2 separate regions of the Homo sapiens genome follow, and region 1 is linked to region 2. A link is an interaction called in ENCODE POLR2A ChIA-PET data of the cell type or tissue named here. Cell type or tissue: GM12878. All regions are shown on one strand.

The links. ChIA-PET counts read pairs that join two places held together with the same protein. Peaks named below come from ENCODE experiments on the same cell type or tissue, not always from the same donor. Only the 100,000 strongest peaks of a DNase experiment are listed, where the experiment ranks them.
Region 1: POLR2A ChIA-PET joins it to region 2 with 15 read pairs; 3 of 35 experiments call an interaction of 5 or more read pairs at or near these places.

The regions. Positions count from the first base shown.
Region 1 is chr6:27,214,381-27,222,380 of GRCh38, forward strand. TRR-ACG2-3 (tRNA-Arg (anticodon ACG) 2-3) reads left to right here and starts at 793; the gene lies at 793-865. LOC124901293 (a long non-coding RNA gene) reads left to right here and starts at 3,286. Exons shown (of 2, transcript XR_007059536.1): 1 at 3,286-3,488; 2 at 3,717-4,381. RefSeq lists an enhancer at 763-1,263. In GM12878, no CTCF peak of the experiment used is centred here; no DNase peak of the experiment used is centred here; H3K4me3 peaks cover 772 bases.
Region 2 is chr6:27,535,535-27,543,534 of GRCh38, forward strand. TRS-AGA1-1 (tRNA-Ser (anticodon AGA) 1-1) reads right to left here and starts at 6,322; the gene lies at 6,241-6,322. RefSeq lists a silencer at 6,300-6,349. In GM12878, no CTCF peak of the experiment used is centred here; no DNase peak of the experiment used is centred here.

The DNA.
Region 1 (8,000 bases), 320 kb before region 2:
TTTCACCATGTTGGCCAGGCTGGTGTCGAACTCCTGACCTCAAGTGATCAACCTGCCTCCCAAAGTGCTGGGATTACAGGCGTAAGCCACGGCGCCCGGCCTGGGAGATGTTTCTTAATGTCTTTTCTGTTGCATAAAGTATGAAATTATTTTCTCTGTAAGGATTCTTTGGTTATGTTTCTTTTGTTATGGTTCTTTGGAGAATGAAATGGAAAACATATGATGTGTACCTCAAGAAAGTATTCCATTTTCTTTTTCATTATCTCAAAATTTTTAAAGTATTTGGATCTCTGATCACTGTTCCACACAAAGCATCAGTATCCAACACAAGTATGTTTAAAAAATGAAATTATTTAATGAATGAGCAGATGCACCGACTGCATAAATTAATGAAGCTTTCACAAGTGCAATAGACACAAGGGGGCGGTGGCTCACGCTTGTAATCCCAGCACTTTGGGAGGCCGAGGCGGGCGGATCACCTGATGTCAGGAGCTGGAGACCAGCCTGGCCGACATGGTGAAACCCCGTCTCTACTAAAAATACAAAAATCAGCCGGGAGTGGTGGCGCGCGCCTGTAATCCCAGATACTCAAGAGGCTGGGGCAGGAGAATCGCTTGAACCCGAGAGGCGGAGGTTGCAGTGAGCCGAGATCGCGCCAGTGCACTCTAGACTGGGCGAGAGAGCAGGACTCTGTCTCATTAAAAAACAAAAACAAAAACAAAAAGCGGGTACATCAATGATAGATAATCGACAGACGCAGACTGAGTGGCCAGTAGTCAAAAGCGCAACCGAGGGCCAGTGGCGCAATGGATAACGCGTCTGACTACGGATCAGAAGATTCTAGGTTCGACTCCTGGCTGGCTCGGGTGTTAATCTTGGCTTTTTTTTTTTTTTTTTTTAAGAAAAATATCCTGTGTGTTTTCAAACTGATGACAGAAACCGGTTCTTAAAGTCCTTTGAAAGAAAATTCATCTGATCTGGCTCTTCACCTTGCACCGTACTGCTGCACATCACAATCGTGACCTTTAAGTCTGGTTTAAAGTTAAGTATCAAACTGAAATTTGAGACCTTAAGTCTCTTCGGAAATTGCTTTTTTTCTTTTTTTTTTTGAGACGGAGTCTCGCTCTGTCGCCCAGGCTGGAGCGCACTGGCTGCATCTCGGCACACTGCAACCTCTGCCTCCCGGGTTCAAGCAATTCTCCTGCCTCAGCCTCCCAAATAGCTGGTACTACAGGCTGACGCCGCCAGGCCTGGCTAATTTTTTGTATTTTAGTAGAGACAGGGGTTTCACCGTGTTGCCCAGGCTGGTCGCAAACTCCAGATCTCAGGCAATTCGCCCTCCTTGGCCTCCCCAAAGTGCTGGGATTACAGGCGTGAGCCACCGCGCCCGGCCTGGAAATTGCATTTTTTAAATCTCCCCTTTCTTTTTTTTTCCCAACTGATACTGAGAAATGGGTTGGTTCAAAGAGATCTCTGGAAAGACAACTCAAAAAATTCAAACATTCGACAACAAAAAGAAGTAAAGTTCTAGGCCGGGCATGGTGGCTCACGTCTGTAATCCCAGCACTTTGAGAGGCCGAGGAGGGCGGATCACCTGAGGTCAGGAGTTCGAGACCAGCCTGGCCAACACAGCTCTACTAAGCATGGCTCTACTAAAAATACAAAAATTAGCCAGACATGGTAATGCGCGCCTGTAATCCCAGCTACTCGGAAAGTTGAGGCAGGAGAATCTCTTGAACCCGGGAGGTGGAGGTTGTAGTTAGCCGAGATGGCGCCACTGCACTCCAGCCTGGGCTGTAGAGCGAGACACTGTCTCAAAATAAATAAATAAAATAAAATAAAATAAAGTTACAATACGTGCTACAAAGTGAATGAACCTTGAAAATATTATGCTAAGGAAAAGAAGCCAAACACGAAAAGCTACATATTGTATGATTCAATTTATAGAAAATGTCTAGAATAGACAAATCTGTAAAGGTAGAAAGTGTTAATATTTGCCAGGGGCTGGAGAAAGAGGGGAATGAGTACGGAGTTTGTTTGGGATGATGAGAATGGTTTGAAATTAGATAATGGTGATAGTTGCACAAGTCTGTGAATACACTAAAAAGCAGTGAATTGTACACCTTCAAAAGTTGGATTTTATGTTATGTTAATTATATCTTAATTTTTTAAATCCAAATTTAAAAAACAATATTGACCTACCGACTTTTTTTCTTTTCTTTTGAGTCTGGATCTCCCTTTGTCGCCCAGGCTGGAGTGCAGTGGCTCCATCTCGGCTTACTGCAACGTCCGCCTCCAGGTGTAAGCCATTCTCGTGCCTCAGCCTCCGGAATAGCTGTGACTACAGGTGTCCGCCGCCACCCCCGGCTAATTTTTGTATTTTTAGGCGGGGCGTGGTGGCTCACGCCTGTAATGCCAGCACTTTGGGAGGCCGAGGCGGGCGGATCACTTGAGGTCAGGAGTTTGAGACCAGCCTGACCAACGTGGTGAAACCCTGTCTCTGTTAAAAATACAAAAATTAGCCAAGCGTGGTTGTGGGCGCCAGTAATCCCAGCTACCCGGGAGGCTGAGGCAGGAGAATCGCTTGAACCCGGGAGGCAGAGGTTGCAGGGAGCCGAGATCGCGCGACTGCACTCCAGCTCGGCCCACAAGAGCGAAACCCGCCAAAAACAAAACAAAACAAAACAAAACAAAACAAAAAAGTAGAAAGGAAGGAAGGAAATTTTGAGTAGAGACGGGGTTTCGCCATGTTGGTCAGGTTGGTCTCGAACTCCTGAACTGAAGTGATCCGCCCGCCTCAGCCTCCCAAAGTACAGGGGTTACAGGCCTGAGCTACCGCGACCGACCGACATTTTTCTTTTTTCTTTTTTTTACTTTGTTTTTGTTTTTGTTTTTTTGGTTTTTTGTTTTTTTCAGACGGAGTGTTGCCCTGTTGCCCAGGCTGGACTGGAGTGCAGTAGCAGGATGTCAACTCACTGCAGCCTCTGTCTCCCGATTTCCAGCGATTCTCCTGCCTCAGCCTCCCGGGTAGCTGGGATTACAGCAGTATGCCACCGCGCTCGGCTAATTTCTTATTTATTTATTTATTTATTTTTGGTATATTTAGTAGAGATGGGGTTTCGCCATTTTGGCCATTATGGTCTCGAACTCCTGACCTCAGGTGATCCGTCCGCCTCGGCCTCCCAAAGAGCTGGGATTACAGGCGTGAGCCGCCGCCCAACCACTTTTTTTAGTATTTTAAATCAAGTATCTTTTTGTTTGTTTGTTTCTTCTGTGCCTATGCTTACCCAGACAGTTTCTTCATTTATTTTCCCCCGCCTTGGGCAGGCTTCCACTCTTCAGACCCTTTCCTGCACAACTTTGTCCCTGAGCATAGGTCCTGGACGTAAAAGAAGGGACATCGTCTGGAGAAATATTGAATTAAGAAAGGCGCGGCTGTGAAGAATAGAAATCAGTGTCTCCCTTAGTCTCTCAGTTCGGCGATCTTGGTAATGCCCTGTCCCATGCCTGCTAACGCGATTCAGCCTCGATATCCCCGTCCAGTCCCACGATCGCACCAAGAAGAGCTTGCGAGCCTTCCTGCTACATACTGACATTAAGAAACCGGACTTGAAAGGGATCCCAGACAAACGTTAAACATGCAACAAGAGGGATAGGGTGTAAGGAAGAGAATCCTTGGGGCGGTGTCTGATAAAACAGATGGCTCTCCTTTCCAGGTGTTTCTGAATTTGATCCCCGACGCCTGGGGCATCGTGGAGGAACTTGCATAGGAAATCAAGGTGTCGCAGGAAAGAGAACACGCACAAGCAAAAGATACCTTAATTTGTAGTATACTCAATATTTATCGTACAGAAGTGTATCGACGATAGACAATGTGCGATGTGATGGGTGCTGGGAACTTAACGAACTCTCCACGCGCCTAGACCTCATTGGATCCACTTTCTCTTGGGCTGTGAGCCGGTAAAAAAAAAAGGGGTGGATGTGGAGGACGGTCCAAAGGATTCGGAGCTCCTTAAAATGCTACTCAAACTTTATTTAGCGCGCTGGAGAATCCCTGAGAAGGAGTATTATACCCAGTTTTCCGGGACTTACCTCCAGTGATTCTACGTCGATTCTTTGATGAGGCCCATTAATTTTTAGCTGGGTGATGCCGACCAGACTGTAAGTAGCACTGTATTCGTGCATTTTCTTTTATCGCCCACTTTTTGCAACTAACACCAACAGAGAACTTCCACGGTAGAAGGTGAAAAATTGAGCGTCTACCGGGAGTGGGACTCACAATCTTATGTTACTGGGCTTTAACCAACCGAGGTAATTCCCTTCTACTTTCAAGATTTTTATTTTTGTTTTCGTGTTTAATAAACGTGTAGATTTCGTCGCATTGTTTTGTTCTGTTCTGTGGCGGCTTTTTCATAGAAAGACAACACCAACCTGGGCATGGTGGCGTGACTCTGTAACTATACTCAGAAGGCTGAGGCGGGAGAATCGCTTAAGGCCTGCAATTGAAGGCCAACTTGGACAACAGAATGAGACCCTCGTCTCCAATAAAATACACAATTTTTTTGAAAAAGACAACATCTCCCCCTTAAACAAAACATTCTCTTCTGAAAATGCATTCTCTTAATCTCCTTTCTTTTACTGATACTGAGAAAGGGGTTGGCTGAAAGAGATCTCTGGAAAGACAACTCAAAAAAATCAAATAAAGAGTACTATTTGGCGGGGTGCGATGGCTCACGCCTGTAATGCCAGCACTTTGGGAGGCTGAGGCAGGTGGATCACCTGAGGTCAGGAGTTCGACACCAGCCTGGCCAACATGGTGAAACCCCATCTCTACTAACAATACAATAATTAGCCTTGTGTAGTAGCAGCCACCTGTAATCCCAGCTACTTAGGAGGCTGAGGCAGGAGAATCACTTGAACCTGGGAGGCGGAGGTTGCAGTGAGCTGAGATCACCCCATTGCATTCCAGCCTGGGCCATAAGAGCGAAACTCCATCTCAAAAAAAAAAAAAAGTATTATTTATCTATAAAAAGAAATGAAATTCTAATACAAGCTATGACATGAATGAACATTGAAAATATTATACTAAGAAAAAGAAGCCTTTGACCTTTGATATGATAAGCAGATTGGGACCCCATCCCACTCCACTGAAAAAACTACAGAGATTGTATTTGAAGATAAAATACTTTCTTTTCTCCTGAGTATTCTAGAGCAGCACTGTCCACAACAGCCACTCACACATATTTCAAAAACATAGTACAAAAACAGAAAGAAAGAAAAAAGAATTCTCATATTTTCTTGATAACATGTTTAAATGATAATATTTGGAGTTAAAATATATTAGAAGTAGCTGGGCACAGTGGTATGCTCTTGTAATCCCAGCTATTCCAGAGGCTGTGGAAAGGGGAATTTCCTGAACCTAGGAGTTTGAGACCAACGCGGGCAATACAGCGAGCCCCCTTCTCTTAAAAAAAATAAAATTAAATTAATTTCACTTGTTTAACTTTACTTTCTTAGTATTACTAGAAAACTTAAAATTACCCACTATATGATATTATATGTTAACTCATATCTTCTTGTGGTTATTGATGTGGTAACATCAGTAAAGTGCTATCAATTTACCAGGGGCACAGTGCCTTTGAGCAGACTCCAGACTCTATAATGCTGTCATATTGCATTTGTTTTTCATCAATAAATACATATGTTCTTCTCTTAAACCAATTTCTTTTTTTCTGTGTGTGTGTGTGTGTGTGTGTGTGAGAGAGAGAGAGAGAGAGAGAGAGAGAGAGAGACGGAGTCTTGCTGTCGCCCAGGCACTCCATGGCAAAATCTCAGCTCACTGCAACCTCCGCCTCCTGGGTTCAAGAGGTTCTCCTGCCTCAGCCTCCCGAGTAGCTGGTATTACAGGCGCCCACCACCATTCCCAGCTAATGTTTGTGTTTTTTAGTAGAGATGGGGTTTCACCATGTTGATAAGGCTGGTCTCAAACTCCTGGCCTCAGGTGATCCACCTGCCTCAGCTTCCCAAATTGCTGGGATTACAGATGTGAGCCACCGTGCCCAGCCTCTCTTAAACCAATTTCTAGGGTGCAAAAATGGTAAACTCCTCATACTAAATTTCTTTTCCTGATTTTCTTTTTTCATTCAAGAGAGATCTATGGGTTGGCTAAAGAGCTTGCTTAGTAAACTGAAGATCCTGGATTTCAGTTTGGTAGGGCTTTCTATAGGCTTTGTAATTTTTACAAGTGTAGCTCTATCTTTGTTGCATACAGTTTAAGGAATTCATTCTTGATGACATCTGTGTTATTCATTTGTTATATGCTGTGGAAAACTAAAAAGCCTGAGGTCTAGTTCATCAATTTAGTTTTTGAGGGTGGCAGGAAGTCTTTAAGGAAGAAAGGAGGAAAGACTGGATGGAATATGCTACATGATGGAAGCCGCATGAACAATCATTCCCTACATGGCATGACTAAAGCACTGTCAATTATTTATTGGGAACAAAAAAATTTTAGAATTTTCAGGTCTGGTGCGGTGGCTCATGCCTGTAATCCCAGCACTTTGGGAGGCCGAGGCTGGTGGATCACTTGAGGTCAGGAGTTCGTGACCAGCCTGGCCAACATGGTGAAACCTGTCTTTACTAAAAATACAAAAATTAGCCAGGCATGGTGGTGGGCACCTGTAATCCCAAGCTACTCAGGAGGCTGAGGCAGGAGAATCACTTGAACCCAGGAGGCAGAGGTTGCAGTGAGCCGAGATGGCAGCCCCTGCACTCCAGCCTGGGAGCAAGACTCTGTCTCAAAAAAAAAAAATTAGTGTTTTCATCTGATGACAATTTCCTTGTCCTATACAATAAGATTACCAATGATTTCTTTTGCAATCATTGAATATTTTGTCTTTTATCTATGACTTTACCATTTGAGAACACGCAATAAGAACTCCAGTAGTTACTGGAAATCAATTTTGTATGATTTTCAATTACAAAATTTCAATTTTGTATGATCTCCACAAAAATTGTTTTTTTTTGTTTGTTTGTTTGTTTGTTTTTTGAGAGGGAGTTTCGCTCTTGTTCCCCAGCCTGGAGTGCAATGGCGCGATCTCAGCTCAACCAACCTCCGCCTCCCGGATTTAAAGTGATTCTCCTGTCTCAGCCTCCCAAGTAGCTGGGATTACAGGTGCCCACCACCATACCCAGTTAATTTTTTTTTTTCTGTTTTTAGTAGAGACGGGGTTTTGCCATGTTGGTCAGGCTAGTCTCGAATTCTTGTCCTCAGGTGATCCACCTGCCTTGGTCTCCCAAAGTGCTGGGATTACAGGTGTGAGCCACTGCACCCGCCTCCACTTTCTTTTCTCCACTTTCATGGAAGTCAATAGAATGGAGCTGGACACTGGAGAAGTTGAGAGGTCTGCAGGAGCTGCTGGAACCAGAAAGCAAAACTCTTTTCCTCCTGCAAAGTCTCTCCAGCACCCACACCTGACAAAATTCAGTGCCAGCTGGCACAAGAAAAAAAAAAATTAAAGGGCCCAGATCCCATTTCAAAAAGCAGTCTAAAAGGATGAATTGCAGGTTGAAACGTAAAAAAAGCAATCATGCGCACAGATGGCTCCATAATGAGCAAGATCGCAGAGCAGTGCCCCCAAACAGTATCTTCCAACTCATAACACACTGAAAACTGCTAAGTAGGTACCATCAATTATGCACTTTTAAATAGTGAGTGATCCATATATGTGCTGTTGTCTTTTTCTTCTGTTCTTTTTGGGTTTTTTGTTTTTTGTTTTTGAGAGACAGAGTCTTGCTCTGTCACCCAGGCAGGAGTGCAGTGGCAGGATCTCACCTCACTGCAACCTCCGCCTTTCTGATTCAAGCGATTATCCTGCCTCGACTTCCCAAGTAGCTGGAATCACAGGCACCCGCCACCATGGCCAGCTAATTTTTGTATTTTTCTTAGTAGAGACGAGGTTTCACTATGTGTTAGCCAGGCTGGTCTTGAACTCCTGAGCTCA
Region 2 (8,000 bases):
CAGCTCCTACAGGGTCCTTCCAAGCTCTGCTGCAAAAAAAAAATTTCCTTGGTACCAAGAAGAATAGAAGATATACCAAGAACTGATCATTATTGTACCATCAATGGCAAAGGAAAGGTAGGAGAGAGTAGCCATCCCAGATTGTTACCCTAAAGGGCAGTGGGGAGAAGCAAATGGCTTTTACTAGAGTAAAGAATCACAGGTCTCAGAATTTGACCCTACCCAGCTGGACTCCAGTGTATGCCATAGCCATGATGCAAAGACGATTTTATTGCATTGTAAATTTTCAACTGTTAAAGGAGGCATTTCCAAGTGTTCAACTGTCTGTGACTGTTTGGAAAAAAACCTATGCTGCAAAAAGAAATTTGTATTCTGTGATTCGATGGATAGTGGTCACCGGTTTAACAGAAGAAAATGTCACTGTCTTCCCTCCCCTACCCCACTTCTTGACCTTCACCCCCACACCCCAGGGAGAGTCCATACATCCCTTCAGAGCACCTTGGCCCACTTGCCCACTTGGAGGGAGACAGTAGAAAGAAGACGTTCTGGTAAGTGGGATTTTTTAAAAAGCTGATATTAAACAAAGGAGTTTAATCATTCTTACCCACAGACTCAAAGAGAAAAACATATAAAGATCAATTTTAACATTAGTTTTAGGTTACAGTGAATTTTAAATTTAATTCTGACATGCTTACAACCATCACCTTCTACACAGGATAGGCTCTGGACTCTCTGCAATCAATATATAAATAGGTTTGATCTAGCAAATCAAGGAAACATTATTCTACATAAATACAGACCAAGAATGTAGAGAAGGAAAAGAATTTCTCCAATAGAAATTTAAAAACTAGAGAAATTTAAAATTGCAACATGAGGAATACAATTTTCTCTCCTTCAGTAATTGAACTGCCTCCTCAGACCTAGTAATAGCTAGTGGCCCTGTGGGCAGCCACTTGACTGGCTTAGAGCTGTTCTAACAGAGAATATAACTTAGAAGGAGGACAAAGAATGAGATGAGTAAGAATTTGGACTAAAACAATCAGCAGATTCAAGTAAGGCAATATACTAAACTAGGTTCTTACTGTGAACTAAACATTCAATTAGGAGCTCTGAGAAGGTCATTCTTTCTATAAATAGTAGAAAACAGGCGGGACGCAGTGGCTCATGCATGTAATCCCAGCACTTTGGGAGGCCAAGACGGGTGGATCACCTGAGGTCAGAAGTTCAAGAGCAGCCTGGCCGACATGGTGAAACTCCCGTCTCTACTAAAAATATAAAAAATTAGCCAGGCGTGTTGGCGGGCGCCTGTAATCCCAGCTACTTGGGAAGCTGAGGCAGGAGAATTGCTTGAACTCAGGAGACGGAGGTTGCAGTGAGCCCAGATCACGCCGTTGCACTCCAGTCTGGGCGACAAGGCGAAACTCTGTCTCACACACACACACACACACACACACACAAACACACACAGTAGAAAATATTAAATTTTTGTGGTGGGCCAGGTGTTGTGCTTAGTGCTATAGACACAAAGGTAAACAAAACACAAGCACAGTTGCTGACCTTATGGTGATTGGTGTCTATTAGGAGGAATATTCTACAAATATAAACAAGCCCACACAGGGAGAGTTTAAGGAAACTGCTTGTGGCCAGCAGCATAATGGCACAAAGAGGGTGGAATACACAAATAAAAATGAAAACTGCAATTTCCAGGTGGATGAGCATTAGAAAGTTTGATTGGGGAAAAGTGTGAGTCTACCATTTCTCGGGTACAAGATTTATGCTTGTGGGCCTTGATCATTAAAGGAGAATGATTAATTCTGGAGGGCCACAACATGAAAGAAAAGGGAAAGATTAAGTTTAGCAACGAAATTAGCAGCATGGCTCAGATAAAGCCTGGAAAGTCATATGCTTTAGGTATGCATGTGCCTGCATTGGTCTGTGAATATCAGAAATATACTTGGACCATGGCACTGAGCACAGCAATTTCCAATAACCCTTTTCACCTTGGTATAGTAGTGAGTATAGCTTTGCCACTGGGGAAACAGATGCTTGGCCTGTCTCAGAGAATTTTGTAACAATTAGAGACATCTCTCATATATGTATTTTATGCATTTCCCAAAACAACAAAAAGCAGTTGGCAATTCTCTCTTCCACTTCATGGTCATGAAGTTATTGGGAAAGAGATTTTTAAATTCTTAAAAATTCCAAGGCACAGCCAGATAAGGTACTACATGTCTCTATAGTTCCAGCTTCTTGGGAGGCTGAGGCAAGAAGATCACTTGAGCTCAGGAGTTGGAGGCCAGCCTGGGCAAAATAGAGAGACTCCCGTCTCTTTAAAAAGAAAAATAAAAAGTCCAAGCCAAATAGGAAAAAAGGTATGAACTCTCTCACTTTACATGCCCCCTGATACAAAACAATTGGAGAAATCATTATCAAGGAGTTCACAAAAACTGTGGAAGACCATGGATGCTGAGCAGGGAATCACCTGCCTTTTGAATTTCCTTCCATGTCAAATAATTGAATTTAACTAAAAGGTTCAAAATCACCAAACATGATCTTAAACATGAAGCTGCTTTAAAAATATTACCTTTGAGGCTGGCTGCAGTGGTTCACCCCTATAATCCCAGCACTTTGGTTAGGCCGAGGCAGGTGGATCACATGAGGTCAGGAGTTCAAGACCAGCCTGGCCAACATGGCGAAACTCCGTCTCTACTAAAAATACAAAAATTAGCCAGGCGTGGTGGCACACATCTGTAATCCCAGCTACTTGGGAGGCTGACACAGGAGAATCACTTGAACCCAAGAGGCTGGAGGCTGGAGGTTGCAGTGAGCAGAGATTGTGCCACTGCACTCCAGCCTGGGCGACAGAGCAAGACTCCATCTCAAAAAAAAAAAAAAAATTGAATTAAAAAAAAACCTTTGAATTGTGGCCATATGATTCATTAATCTCAGCCTTGTAAATTAGGAGGCCAAAATTACACACCCAAAGCTGAGATCCTAGTCAAACCAGTTCTTTGAGTTTCTCTCTCTTTTCTGAGGGAGCTTATGAGTGCTGGTTCCTCGCATTACCCTTTGGGACATTAGAATGACACATATATAGGTCCAGCAGAAGGGAATAAAATAAAACCTGGCTGGTTAAGGGATGATTAAATTCCTTTTCAACCCTTACTGTGAGACCTCCACTCAGAGGAAGCCCTCAATTTAGGATATTTTTCCTTTCTTGTTGAGAAAAGAAGCAAGAGGGAGACAAAAGCAAAGTAATGCTCTTTTTCTTAACACTTTATGAGTATTCTGAATTCTGTGTAATTTAAGCCCAGATTTTTTCACTGAGTGTTATCTTGTTTGTTGTGCCACTTGAAGGTGATACTTGCCATTGCCGATTTATAAATATTTCATAAGCAGCATTTTGTTTAGAATTTCTTGTTGCTTTGGAAAACAAAAAGATACAGGGAAAAAATAAGCTCCTAAACTGTACGAGGTAAAATTTAGGAACTCCTAAAATATATAAGGTAAAAATTAAAAAAAAAAAAAAAAAAGGCCGGGTTCGGTGGCTCACGCCTGTAATCCCAACACTTTGGAAGGCCGAGGCGGGCGGATCACGAGGTCAGGAAATCGAGACCATCCTAACACGGTGGGCTAACACGGTGAAACCCCGTCTCTACTAAAAATACAAAAAATTAGCCAGGCGTGCTGGCGGGCGCCTGTAGTCCCAGCTACTCGGGAGGTTGAGGCAGGAGAATGGCCAGAACCCGGGAGGCGGAGCTTGCAGCGAGCCGAGATCGCGTCACTGCCCTCCAGCCTGGGCGACAGAGCCGGAATGTCTAAAAAAAAAAAAAGAAAGAAAGAAAGAATCAGATAAAGCCGCAATCATACTTAGAAATTTTAACACAATATATATCCCTCAGAAACTAATCAAAAAGCAGAAGAGGGAAGGAAAACAGTAAAGATGTAAAAGTTTTAAACAAAACTATTCCTGAATTTTACCTAACTTACATACGAAGAACACTACACACTTCAATTTTTTTTTTTTTTAACTCTGTTGCCCGGGCTGGAGTGTAGTGGTGGGATCACTGCTCACTGCAGCCTCGACCTCCCCGGGCTCAGTGATCCTCCCGCCTCAGCCTCCGGAGTAGCTGGGAACACAGGCGCCTGCCACCATACCCGGCTAATTTTTTTGTAGAGACGAGTTTTCACTATGTTGCCCAAGCTGATCTGGAACTCCTGGGCTCCAGTGATCCGCCCACTCCAGCCTCCCAAAGTGTTGGAATTATAGGGATGAGCCACCGCGCCCAGTGGCATCTCAACTTCCGAAGACAAGTTTCTTTTTGAAGTATACATGGAACTAAAAACAAAACAAAACAAAACAAAAAAAACTTTTGCCTTGCCGATTTTCAAGTAAGTTTCCAAAATTTGAACAGTCTGAGAGATAAATACTAGGGTCTAGCCACAGTACATTTTGCTAGACATCAATTAGAAATCAAAAATTGTGTTATGTTTAGAAGTTAAAAAGTTTGCGTATGCCGGGGCAGACGGATCACCTGAGGTCAGGAGTTCGAGACCAGCCTGACCAACATGGAGAAACCCCGTCTCTACTAAAAATACAAAATTAGCAGGGTGTGCTGGCGCACGCCTGTAATCCCAGCTACTTGGAAGTCTGAGGCAGGAGAATCGCTTGAACTCGGAGGCAGAGGTTGCGGTGAGCCGAGATTGTGCCATTGCACTCCAGCCTGGGCAAGAAGAGCAAAAGAGCGAAACTCCGTTTCAAAAAAAACAAGAAAGAAAAGAAAGAAAGAAAGAAAGAAAGAAAGAAAGAAAGAAAGAGAGAGAGAGAGAGAGAGGGAGGGAGGGAGGGAGGGAGGGAGGGAGGGAGGGAGGAAGGAAGGAAGAAAGAAAGAAAGAAAGAAAGAAAATGTGCGTATGGTTCCAAGAAGATATCTAAATGGTAATAAAAATTATATTCAAAAGAATGACATTGAAAATAATACTTATGAAATATGTTTCATGCAGTCCAAAATGCACTTGGATGCTTAAACTCTTAAATACATAATTAATAATAAAATAATATCTGAACATCAATAATCTGAGATCCATTGAAAGAAATTAGAAATTAGCAAATTTTATCCAAAGAAATCTTAGGGAAGGAAATGAAGAAGAAAATGGCTGATTTAATGCAATAAAATTGAAACATAAGATGGAGATAAGCAAAAAAAAAAAAAAAAAAAAAAAAAAAAAAAAAAAAAAAGCCAAAATTTAGTTTGGAAAAAAATAACTAATAAAGTTGCAAAATGCTTGGCTAAACTGATTGAGTTTATCCAAGAAGGCACAAGTAACTGATCTCTGATATAGAAAATGGAGAATGGGAGGTCTAACAAATAAAAAAGAAGATGCAGCAAGGCAAGAAGTGAGGATGAGCTCCACTAAGCTTCCAAGGCAGTGATAGAATTCCCCTAGGAATTCCTTAAAAAGTACTCAACTGTGGCTAGCATTCCTTTGCATTATTTAACCATAATTAATTATAATGCATAATTCCAATGCATTATTTAACCATAGTTGTTAATCACACAATGTGATTCTGCACCTGAGCTGATTATCTTTCCGTGCTCTGAATATAGTAACACCCTCACTTTCTTTTCAGTACCTCTTGCCTCATCATCGTCCTGGACACCTGGACAAGCCAGTCTGGCTTGACGTCGTCAGTTCGTTTTTATATGATTTCAAGGAAAATTGCCTTACTTAATATATTTAATTGCTTAGTTGTTTGCTTAATAAAGCCCAAGTTATTCCCATCTTGGCGACCATATCTGAGTCTTTGCTTTCACTTGTATTTGATCCTGGATTTCCTGGAATTTCCTTTTCTGTATGAATGAGGATGTTTACTTTACTGAAGTAGATCCCTAACAAGGGAACAATTCTGTGAGACACAAACACTCCTAGCAACAATTTTTAAGGAAAGCTGCCTTCAAAACAGGGCATCGATTGCAGGAAACATGATAGCATCACCTTGGCTTTTCTTGGGGGTAAAACACCAGTAAGACTCTGGTGGAATTACCTTTTTTTTTTTTTTTTTTTCAAATAAGTACACATTTTCCTCATTGTTTCAGGAAGGTGGCGGAGTATTTTTAGTGGGCATATAAAGAGAAAAAGTCTGATCAGGTTGGAACAACCAGGCTTCTTCCTGGAAGACAAAGTCAGGATATCCCATCTGATAAGGTGTTATATCCCTTTTGCAAAGGGAAACGTTATCGTAGTCGGCAGGATTCGAACCTGCGCGGGGAAACCCCAATGGATTTCTAGTCCATCGCCTTAACCACTCGGCCACGACTACACAAAGAATGCTTTGCCCATTAGCATAAGTCACTGTACTGAACTTTAGCTCTCTTGGAAAGGTCAAATTTTCTGCCAGAAATTGTATTTGCTGTCAATGTTTCTTATTCTTTGGCATTAGTTAGATGATTATCATGCTGTTGTTTCAAACTGACAAGTAACACTTTATCCTCAGACCTGGGAGGACCCCTTATTCTGACGTTCTGACAGAAGGAGACTAAGCAGGATGCATTCCCAGAGATCAAGCTTCCTGCTCCTTCAGGGGATGGGGATGCAGGAGACACCCGCAACAACTGGGACACGCTCTAACATTCGCTGCAAATTTCTGAGTTATAGCGACAATTTGAACAACTTCAAATGGCCATTGATGTTTGACTTTTAAAATAAATTTTGGAAGATCCATAGAATGGAAGATTCTGCAACTGATAAAAGGAATGAGGTGCACTTCTATAATGCTTATGTGAAATGTACTCCAGGATATACTTTTAGCAAAATAATGTTAGTCACTGACATGTATATAAGACCTCACATTTTGCAAAATACCCTCATTTATATATTTGGCCTCACTTAGTCTTTACATCATAAATAAGGAAATGAGGGGCTAAGATGAGAATGCAAACCTACACAGCACCTGAGAATTAGATTTAGATCAGTAACCTACACCTCTTAGATGATGTTCACTGCTCTTTGCTCATGGACTCTATTTGTGCCTTCAGCATTATTTCTAAGTGCTCTACAGGAGCAAAATCAACAAGATTTTAAACATGTTTCTCAGGTATCCATTTATGAAACTAAACCGGTAAGCAGTGTATGCCAACAGTAAGCCTTAAAAGGGCGAGGCAATTGTCATCATCCAATATTTGTCAGTAAGCCAAACTGTCATTTCTCTATGTACCAGGATGTTACCTTTTAAGGAGGAGTACTCCACAAATATGAAATATGCAACTGGGGGAAAATTAGCTGATCCTAACCATTTTGTAGTATCTGAAGCAAGAATCAACCTTATTAATTTACCTAGATTTATCCTGACATTTATGTGTTTTCATCTTTTTGCATTTTTCTGTGCTGGACTCTCCTTAAGATTTTTGGAAACCTGTGTTCTGAATTCCTCCCTTTCCCTGGGCTAGAGTGGCTGGAGGCTTTGGCTCTTGGGAATGGTCTCGCGTCCTTCACCAGAACTTACGGGAATCATGTTTGGCTGAAGAGTCGGAGACCTCTCCAGAGTCATCTTTTCCAGTTAGGATAGAAACGAGCCCCCCTCCTCACCTCGCAAGCCCGCGCCAGTCCAGTTTTAGCCGTTCTTTTGGAAGAGCAAGTCAGTTGAACGCCATCGAAGAGGCTCCTGATTTAGATATTAATTGTGCTTAAATGCAGATGACTCCCCACTCTCATGCGTTCCCTTATTTCCCGTTGCTTCTCCCATTGGCATTTACAGACTTGAGGTTGCTTGGACTCTCAATTCAATACTCCTTTTCTGCGGGTTCGTGAGAATTAGGTGTGAACGTGATGTCCGCGGATATCAGTGGCTAGTGGGCAAGCTCCAGCGCCCAGGAACTTTGAGTCGCTTGTCTAGGAGTCCTGTATTGAATTGCAACACTAAGTGCAATATTCTGGTTCTTGTTGTGTTCTGAAAGAGCTCTTTCACTCATGAGGAGAGACCTGCACGAGACTGTGAAGAC